Regions from separate parts of the Homo sapiens genome. Here regions 2 and 3 are each linked to region 1. The links are chromatin contacts, found by Hi-C or POLR2A ChIA-PET in ENCODE. All regions are on one chromosome and are shown on one strand. The core of a region is the stretch at or near the end of the contact, and the rest is flanking DNA. Distances in the headings are between cores, read along the strand shown. Region 1 holds the start of RTN4IP1 (reticulon 4 interacting protein 1). Region 2 holds the start of AFG1L (AFG1 like ATPase). Region 3 overlaps LOC105377921 (a long non-coding RNA gene).

Region 1 (3,223 bases), core at 387-2,886:
CTGCCTCAGCCTCCCGAGTAGCTGGGACTACAGGCGCCCGCCACTACGCCCGGCTAATTTTTTGTATATTTAGTAGAAATGGGGTTTCACCGTGTTAGCCAGGATGGTCTCGATCTCCTGACCTCGTGATCCACCCGCCTCGGCCTCCCAAAGTGCTGGGATTACAGGCGTGAGCCACCGCGCCGGGCATATTTATTTTTTAAAGAACAAATTTGATTCGACGCAATTTAAAATGATAACATAATAATGTATTTTGGGGGAAGAACTATTATTTAAAGCCTGTGGATTTCAATTTCTCATTATATATTACAGCTATCTATAATTATAATTCCACGCTGCCAGCTGGGAAACAAACAAAACGACAACTTCTAGGGTGGAATAAAAAGGAAGATGGAAGGCAGTTTAGGTCATCAGCGCCTACTTCTTACCAGAAATCACCTGGAGCCTCCATTAAACCATACTCCCGAACTTACCACACAGCTCTAATTAAGTCTAGAGTGGGGCATAGTTTTAGTTTCAACAGGTGCTTTATGTGACTCTGATAGCAATGGGCCTGCAGACAGTTCTAAGGTTGAGTGACGTGAACCAGGAAGCAAAAAGACCCGAATTAAAGCTATAACAGCAGAAATAACGTAAGAGGGCAGATTCCAGCCATATCTGCAAGATAGAATGAAGAGGGCTTAGTGATTTATTGGATATGAAAGATGAGGAAGAATCTAAAGGCAAATGAGATAATAGTTGTGCCATTAAAAAGAGTCTATTAAGAATTCAGAAATACCAGAGCTTTTTTAAGACGGGGGTTGAGAGGTAAGTCCTGTTACAATGATTACTTCAACACCGATTAAAGTGAATTTGAGGGTGCTTATGTGACATTTAGAAGAACTGCCCAGAAAGCATTCACAAATACAGTCTAGAATTCAAACACGACGTCCAGGACATGGAGACACGGGTTAGGAAATCACTGGTATCTTAGTGGTAGGTAAATCCTAGAGAACGAATTCTTTGAAAAAAGCCAAAAATTACTCATTTGAATTTTGCAAACTACAGTTTCGCCGGGCTTCTTAGCGACAACTGCAGCTAAGTGTCGGGGACAGAAGAGAGACTGAAGTGGCCCCGCAAGCCCCCTTTGGCAAAGCCCACTCCGAGACCATCCGGATCCCGACCTACACCAGAGCAAATGTCTAATGGTGAGAAGCCGCTTCACCACCCTACAGATCCGCGGTGCAGAGATTTCCCTGCTAAGGTCCTAACTCCTGAATGGGTACGGCGAGTACACCCGAAGAATCGAAAGGTACTTATCCCCCACTCAGTTCTAGAGGAAGCAGCGAGGTGGGCCAAGATGCGTGGTAAGGCCCAGGGACTCTTTGTCAACGAAGTCCGTTAAACTTTCCGCCCTCCCGGGGGCCTCAGCGGGCCAATTCCACTCACTTCTCGGAGGCTCCGGCCCAGCATGGTCCTCGTGCCCAGCCTGCCACCACAGGAGCCAGGCAAGGGGGAAAAAGAGGTCACCGGTCGCTAGTGATGTTACATGGGCGCAGCCATCTTTAATTGTCACTGAGCCCTTCAACACCGAGTACTTGGATTGGTTGAATTGCAGCCCGAGGAAATGATCTTTGTAGGCGATTGGTTGGCGCCGCAAAGCCATCCCGGCGGCTAAGGAGAGCGGGCAGGCAAGGAGATTCCGGGCCAGGGTCGCGGCGGCAGTCGGCAAGCGTTCGATTCTCTGGCGTTGGATCGCGAGCGGTGTCTGCTTGTCCCGCCGAGGGCTCCCAGGACAGGGCAGGGATCTAGGGGGTTTGCGCACCTGCTTTTTAATGCCCCGCCCCCCCTTTTTTTTTTAAAGTGGAGGGGGTGAAAGTGAGGGAGGAGAATGGACAGAATACTGACTGGAACGTTAATTCGAGCATTTCATATGCGAAGAGCGGAATAACAGTTCCGTATTCTTCTTTCAGTTTCTCCATTAGATTAGCTTCATTTTCGAATGCTCCGTTTTGCATGCTTAATTTTGAAACTAGCCCGTGGTTTGGCAGAATTTGACTGAATTCAGGGGTGAGAGTTTGATCCAGTCCAAGTGTATTTGAATTTGAGCACGCAGTTCAACCAGTGTTTACAATGGAATTTCTGAAGACTTGTGTACTTAGAAGAAATGCATGCACTGCGGTTTGCTTCTGGAGAAGCAAAGTTGTCCAAAAGCCTTCAGTTAGAAGGATTAGTACTACCTCTCCTAGGAGCACTGTCATGCCTGCTTGGGTGATAGATAAATATGGGAAGAATGAAGTGCTTCGATTCACTCAGAACATGATGATGCCTATCATACACTATCCAAATGAAGTCATTGTCAAAGTTCACGCTGCCAGTGTAAATCCTATAGACGTTAATATGAGAAGTAAGTTTTCAAAAGACATTGTTACCTTTTTTAAAAAAATCACTTTCATAAGGTATGCCGTTTTAAAAAATTGACTACGCTTCTTTGGTTTACATAAATGAATCATTTAGGTTTTTAACAATACCTCTGCAAATATTTCCAAAATTTTTGAAATTGCAATGGCCAGGGAATCCTTCTGGCCATTTGTATTGACAAAATATAAGCTTGATTGTTTTCATGCGTCCTTAAATATGTAAGTTCAGACTTGAGAACTGTGTCTGTAGCTAACTTTTTTTTTTTTGAGACTGAGTCTCACTCTGTCACCCAGGCTAGAGTGCGGTGGCCTGATCTCAGCTCACTGCAACCTCCGCATCCTGGGTTCAAGCAATTTCTCCTGCCTCAGCCTCCCGAGTAGCTGGGATTACAGGCGCATGCCACCACACCGGGCTAATTTTTTGTATTTTTAGTAGAGATGGGGTTTCACTATGTTGGTCAGGCTGGTCTCGAACTCCTGACCTCAGGCGATCCTCTGCCTCCGCCCCCTAAGTGCTGGGATTACAGACGAGCCATTGCGCCCTGCCTATGTTTGTAGCTAAATTTCTGTCCAGGGAACTTTGTGGTATTCTGAGATCCGTCACAGGCTTCGGAAGTATAGTTGTTTCCTAGTCAGTTTAGAATTTATGGGGTTTTTTGTTTGTTTTTGAGACAGAGTCTCACTCTATCGGCAGGCTGGAGTGCAAGGGCGCTTTCCTGGCTCACTGCAACCTCCGCCTTCCGGGTTCAAGCGATTCTCCTGCTTCAGCCTCCCAAGTAGCTGGGACTACAGACATGCGCCGCCACACCCAGCTAATTTTTGTA
Region 2 (3,223 bases), core at 519-3,018, 1.7 Mb before region 1:
AATAAGCATTCAGTGAATTTTATATGTTATAATGATGCTCCTTAAATCTTTAATGTTCATAAATCATGGTATATACATAGAATGGAATACTATTTTTAAAACTTAAAACACGAGGCAGTTCTATTCATATGAAATTGATATGGTATTGATATGGAATGATCTCCAAGCTACTAAATTTAAAAAGAAATTAACAATTAACAGAATTAACTGCTGTATACACAAAACAATGTGTACAGCATGTTACTACTTCTATTTTTTTAATACCATTATCTATATATGTATATGCTTATACATACACAGAATATATCTGGAAGAATACATAAGAAACTAGTATCACAGATTGCCTCTGAGGAGAAAAACTAAGCAGCTAAGGGATAGGGATAGAAAAAAGCCTTACATTTTGCCATATTCTTTCTTGCACCTGTTGAAATTTATAGCATTTGCTTTTATTGACTACCAAAAATGAAAAATAAAATTTATATTATAATCCACAGCTTACACTACCAGAATATTCCATTATATCTTTATTTATTTATTTACTTTTAACGACTACTCCAGCAGATCAGGGCTACCCCCAGGCAGTGTGTGGAGCCTATTCCATTATACTAAATGCATTATGCTAATCTTTGCAGAAAGACGTAAGGTGACCTAATCAAAGTTCTAGTATTAATTTCAACTGCATTGATGATAAGGGTCAAAGATTGTCATATTTTTAGCTAAATTAATAAATAATCTATTAAGGTATATACCTTATTAAGGTCTATCAATCTATTAAGGTATATTACAGGGGTTGCTTGGATTTGAGAAAAAGGAAAACGAGTATGTGGATGAGGGAGACAAGGAGAATAATTTCATTCATTCATTCACTCAAAAATCATATTTGCACGTCAAGTACCAATCATTGCGCTAAGTGCTTAGGAAACAATGACACAATGTCCTTGCCTTTGAAAATCGTGCAGTTTAGTGCGAATACATGAATAGAGCAGTAAAACTGGCACTCTTGGTTACTCAGAATATACATTCATTCATTCATTCATGAACATATAACTGAATGAAGGAAGCCAGGGAGAAAGAAAGCCCGGTGACAAAATAATTCCACTGAAGCCCCTAGTGACTTGAAAAGAACACCAAGAATCGATCCCTCAATCTGAGAATGTGTGTGGACCTTCCTTCCTAGAATCACGAGAGACATCAGGGCCTGCAGAGGTCCCAGGCGCGGCTCTTCCTCCAGTGCCCGTCAGTCACCAGCCCCGAGAGCTTGGAAAACGCAGAGGGTAGGGGTCCCCAGGCCCCAACCCCACACCTGCATCTCTTCAAGCCAGGCACTCCCACTAGGTTCAGCTCTCTAAACGTCCCGGAAGGAACAAACTCTGAGTCAACCTCTGACCCTCAAAATGAAAGTCACTCAGGGTCATTTCCCTCAGTGCTCAGGGCTCATTCACAGACAGTATAAAAGGTCAAGAGAAATGGAAACTCCTCTCGAGGAGCCCTCAGCTTCGTGAAAGCAGGAGACACCTGGGGTAGATCGGACAGGGAGGGTAATCCCAGAGGCTTCTCCAGTCATATGCAGTCGGCTCGGACTACTCATGGCACAGTCACTGACCTTTCCAAAAGGGCTTCCCAGGGGCGGTGGCCAGAGGAGCGAGAGCGGCGGCCCAGGCCCCGCACCCAACACATCTCCCTCTCAGCGGGCTCTGTGCTAAGGGGCGCAGGGTAACCAAGAGCGACCAGGAGGCCGCCATCTTGAACTCCGTACGAGGAGAGGAAGAGGAAAACTTTATTGGAACCCAGAAGAGAGACGGTGGCAAAGTCAAACCCCGCCGTGCACGCTGAAGGCTCCACCCGAGAGAACCAAGGGATCAGTTAGGGAACGTGACCTCCAGTAGCCACATGGGCGGGCTGCACTCCCGTGCCCTCCCGTCCTTCCGGACGCTGCCAGCCGGGACTACGACTCCCAGCATGCAGTGGGGTGGGGCGGGGTGGAACGGAACAGGCAGCTCCAGTCTGGGCAGTGGGAGGGAGGGCGATTCTCCGCCCGGCGCTGGCGGCCGGCCGAGGAACCCGAAGTTTTCAAGGAATTGGGAAGTGATTATGACGGGTAGGCAGGTAACCACTCTTGAGCCTTTTAAGTTAGCTCACATGACCGAGATTCCGAAACCTGAATAAAATGGAGGTGACCCAATGGGCCCTCGGGTTTTAACGGAAGAGTGGTGTCACTTCGTCACACCTCCCTAAATGGTAGGCCCATTTTTTATTTTATCTCCAGCGTCCAACTCATCTTTGACGAGTACCTGAAATGTGCGCCTACCGCTTTCCCTTTTCGTATTTGAATAATATAAATGGTACGCACTCAAATGTTTTGAAAGATTGTATAAGTGGCATGGGAAAGCCAAGGGCCTAAGAAGGACTGTCGGTGGACGGAGAAGTCATGGGACAGTGTATCCGAAGGGTAACTTCTCATTGATCTGCCCTAATTTGATTAAACAATAAATGCTTTGACATACTATAATAAGCGAATTAGGAGTACAAATTGCTGTCCAGAAGAGGCTGGCAATCCAGTAAGCGAGATGAATTCCAGAAAAGATAATACAGGCCGGGCTAGGTGGCTCATGCCTGGGAGGCCCAGGCAGGAGAATCGCTTGAGCCCGGGAGTTTGAGACCAGTCTGGGCAACATAGCGAGATCCTGTCTCTGCAAAAAATACAAAACTGGGCATGGTGGCCTGTGCCCTGTAGTCCTAGTTACTAGGGAGGCCGAGGTGGGGGTTGCGTCCAGGAGGTGGAGGCTGTAGTGAGCTGGGATTGTGCCACTGCACTCCTGCCTGGGAGACAGAGTGAGTCCCTGTCTCAAAAAAACAAAAAAAAAACAAAAAAAAAAAAAAAAAGAGAAGGCCCGGCGCGGTGGCTCACGCCTGTAATCCTAGCACTTTAGGAGGCTGAGGCAGGCGTATCACCTGAGGTCAGGAGTTCAAGACCAGCCTAGCCAACATGGTGAAACCCTGTCTCTACTAAAATACAAAAATTAGCCGGCATGATGGCAGGTGCCTATAATCCCAGCTACTTGGGAGGCGGAGGCAGGGAGAATCGCTTGAATCCGGGAGAGGGTGGCTGCAGTGAGTCGAGATCGTGCCACTGCACTCCAGCCTGGGCAGCTGAGCGAGACTCTGTCTCAAAAAAAGAAAAGAGAAGAGGAGGGGAGGGGAAGGGGGAGTGAAGGGGAGGGGA
Region 3 (3,223 bases), core at 223-2,722, 1.2 Mb after region 1:
GGAGGGGTAGCATGCAGACGGGCAGGTGCAGGAGTCAGGGCAAGCGTTTTTGGGCTCTGGCCCCATGGTAGCATCTAAGGGTGTGTTACAATTAATATTCTTTTAGCAGTTGCCATCCACGGACAGCTGAGTGTTAAACCAGCTTAGCGGAGGGTCAGGGTGACAGCCTTTTACACCCTGCCCTCTGCCCTCTTGGTACTCGACTCCTTATCCAGCATCCAGAAAGAATCAGGTCACATGGACTTGAAGAATGGTGAATGTGAGGATTTTACTGAGTGATGGGGGTGGCTCTCAGTGGGATGGATGGGGAGCTGGAAAGGGGATGGAGTGGGAAGATAATCCTCCCCTGGAGTTTGGCTGTCCTGTGACCAATCTCCTCTCTGTTCCCAGCCGAACTCCTCTCGACATTCAGACGCTCTTTCTGTTCTTTCCTTCTCTGCTGTGCCACTCTGCCACTGTTTTGCTCCTTTGCTCTTCTGCTTGTGGAGCCTGGGGTTTGGGGTTTATATAGGTACAGGATGGGGGGGTGTGGCAGGCCAAAAGGCAACATTTGGACACAAAAACAGGAATGCCCATTCCCATTTAGGGCCACAGGTTTCCAGGCTTGAGGGTGGTGCCTTTGCCGAGGAACCACCCTCTTCTACCCAGTATTTCCCTGCCTCCTGTCCATGTCATTCATATATATTCTCATGTTATTCTTCCAAGAAATTTGTGATAGAGGTATTATTATCCACATTTTAACAAAGAGGAATATTAGTTCTTTTCCTAAATTTGCACATTAAAAAAGAAAAATCTACACATAAAAGAGAAATAATACACAGCAATGTGTTAACCTTGATTTGGATGAATAAGAGTCTAAGTGTTTTGAGATTTTTCTTCTGTAATTATTTATATGCACTGGGTTTTTCTATAATGAACATGCTTTCTTTTTAAAAAAAATTTTAAGATTATGCGAAAATAAAGGAAGGAATTTTTATCGGGGACAGGAACAAGTCAGTAGGAAGTATGGCTCACACAGCACAACACACAAACCCAGGTTAATATAAACTATGTTCTGATAATTGCATCTAATTACAAGGGAGAGCTAAGCACTAATAATGTTTAAGGTGGACGTTTTTAAAATAACAATTAGCAATTACAAAGGAGAAATTTGGCAACATTTGAGAAATGACTGAATGGAATAAATATAACATTTCTTAAAAGGTGATTTTATAATTACTAATTACTTTTGCTCCAATTTCAATCTACTTGGAAAAAAAAAAAAAGATGGGCAGTCCTGAAGCCACAGGACTGCTGTAGTTGTCCAGGCAAAGAGTAACCAGAACCTGAATTGGGGGATAGGAAGGAAGGGGCAGAGATCAGAAAAGTTAAGAAGGAAGTGAATAAGACTGGTGATTCATTAGCAATAAAGAACAATGGGCAGAGAAAAGCCAGAGTGTGATGTAAGAGACAAAAACAACATTGGCTAGTCTTGGTTTTGCCACAATCCAGTTGTAGATCCTCAGGACAGATATTTAATGCTCTCTTAGCTTTGTTTTCCTCATCCCTACAATGAATGTGTTCCTCTATAACTTCTCAGGTCCCTCCAAGATCTAACGTTTTGAGGCTGAGTGACCAGAATGATGAAGGTAACATGAACAGAAGTCCCACAGAGGAACCTGATCCCAATTTCTGGGATTTAGATGATTCTGTTGAAGCTGTTTGACCTTGGACAAATTACTTAACCCTTCTGTGTGTCCATTTCCATTATAAAATGGTAATAATAATAATAATACTGCCTACCTCGTAGAGTTGTCCTACATAAACCTATAGGGGGGTGCCTAGCATATCATTAAGTCTCAACAGATGTGAACAACCAACAAAAATGCCATCTGTTCTTAAAACTGATCACAACTATGCCTCACGGTTTCATCAGAGAGACTCTCTAGACAACAAAACTTTTGTCATAAAATCCAACTTTTATGACATCCCCTCATATATATTATAGGAGCAGATGTTGGATGTTTATAGAAATGTGACATGTAGGATTTTGAGTAGCTGAGTCACTAGACTTTCAGAGTTGAAGCCTTCAGATACTACGTCCTAGAGTGAGTGCTCGTTGTCACGTCCACTCTTCCTAGCCCAGCACCATCACATCCTAATATTTGTCATAGGTATTACCCCAAAGCAACAGAACATGAAGATCTGAGTCATTATGAAAAAATAAGTGTTGATCCAGCTGCCGTAACTGTCAGAAACAAACCACTCTGAGCACAACGGATGCCAGTGCACCAGATTGTGAGGGTGTGTGACTGACCTCCCAGTCAGTCCTTGGCTCCGTTGCCGTCACTTAAAGGATTTGCAACAAGAACATGGCGATATGGCACATTTATGCACGTATGTGCTTCCCTCCCTGCCCAAGCCTGTTCTCACCTGAATCTCATAATAGGGATGGCAGTTCAAATAACGTCTGCCAACCAAAAAAAAAAAAAATAGTAATTATTTGCCTGGGACTCCAGGAGGAAAACTAAGTACAAGAGTGTCAAACTTCAGGGGAGAGGATACCAGTGAAGAAACATTATTAGAACATATGTCTTGACACTAAAATTATAGGAAACATCTATGCAAAAGATGCAGAGAAATTTTTGCTATTATCATTTAAGATTCCATTGAGTGAATTTTGTAAAACTTGTGATTTCAGAGCCAACTTTCAATTTCAACTCACATAAAGCTGCATGAATCAGGCACTCTCTAGGTCACCATCTAGAACAATGCTAAGGGTACTTTCCAGTGTAAAGTCAGGGTAATTCTCTTCTATCCAGTTCCCTCAACTTCACTTTAATGGCCACCAAAATTGCTGGTATGGAAATTCCTATAATGTAAGGGGAAAATGGCGGTTAAATGATTATTCCTTTGTTTCTCTCTATAGTGGTAAAAATATTTTTGTTTTATCTCTGGCTTAACATTTTTTTCATCTTTGTCAACATTATATACTGACTAGGCAGAATGTTTATATCAAACCTTAGAGTCTCTGGTTTGCAGGTTCATAAATGAAGAAAGTGACTCTGTTTGTTTTTCCTGATCACCTGAACACAAAACAGCCCTATCAGCCTCAGGAGCTAAAACCCAACTATCATGAGCTCATCCCTTACACCTTGAACATTTGATCTTGTAACACATTGCAAGTTCTCATCATCTATCCTTTTGTCTACAGGCATTAGTAGAGATGATCTGTAGTTTTGGT

The links. Hi-C counts contacts between places; a loop is a spot of excess contacts on that map. ChIA-PET counts read pairs that join two places held with the same protein, here RNA polymerase II (POLR2A). Pooled maps may share reads with other maps.
Region 2: a loop to region 1 is called in a map of CD4-positive, alpha-beta T cell, with 6 times the contacts of the local background. The contact joins the promoter of AFG1L here to the promoter of RTN4IP1 in region 1. A Hi-C loop is called at or near these places in 1 of 168 maps with a recorded cell type or tissue (CD4-positive, alpha-beta T cell) and 5 of 50 pooled maps. POLR2A ChIA-PET finds 5 or more read pairs at or near these places in 1 of 52 experiments (WTC11).
Region 3: a loop to region 1 is called in a pooled map, with 4 times the contacts of the local background. The contact joins the enhancer-like site here to the promoter of RTN4IP1 in region 1. A Hi-C loop is called at or near these places in 2 of 50 pooled maps.

Annotation. Positions count from the first base shown.
Region 1 is chr6:106,627,911-106,631,133 of GRCh38, reverse strand. It overlaps RTN4IP1 (reticulon 4 interacting protein 1), which reads left to right and starts at 1,636. Exons shown (of 9, transcript NM_032730.5): 1 at 1,636-2,386. The coding sequence starts at 2,113. It overlaps QRSL1 (glutaminyl-tRNA amidotransferase subunit QRSL1), which reads right to left and starts at 1,556. Exons shown (of 11, transcript NM_018292.5): 1 at 1,429-1,556. The coding sequence starts at 1,452. RefSeq lists enhancers at 1,325-1,384, 1,415-1,554.
Region 2 is chr6:108,293,599-108,296,821 of GRCh38, reverse strand. It overlaps AFG1L (AFG1 like ATPase), which reads right to left and starts at 1,768. Exons shown (of 13, transcript NM_145315.5): 1 at 1,604-1,768. The coding sequence starts at 1,742. RefSeq lists an enhancer at 1,427-1,916.
Region 3 is chr6:105,458,265-105,461,487 of GRCh38, reverse strand. All of the region lies in intron 1 of LOC105377921 (a long non-coding RNA gene), which reads right to left. Among named protein-coding and RNA genes, the nearest start is that of PREP, 57 kb to the right of the region's middle. RefSeq lists enhancers at 1,942-2,001, 2,012-2,281. Within about 2 kb of position 1,472, at least 5 of the 41 ENCODE cell types and tissues checked have a DNase peak (open chromatin) inside an H3K27ac peak, as active enhancers do.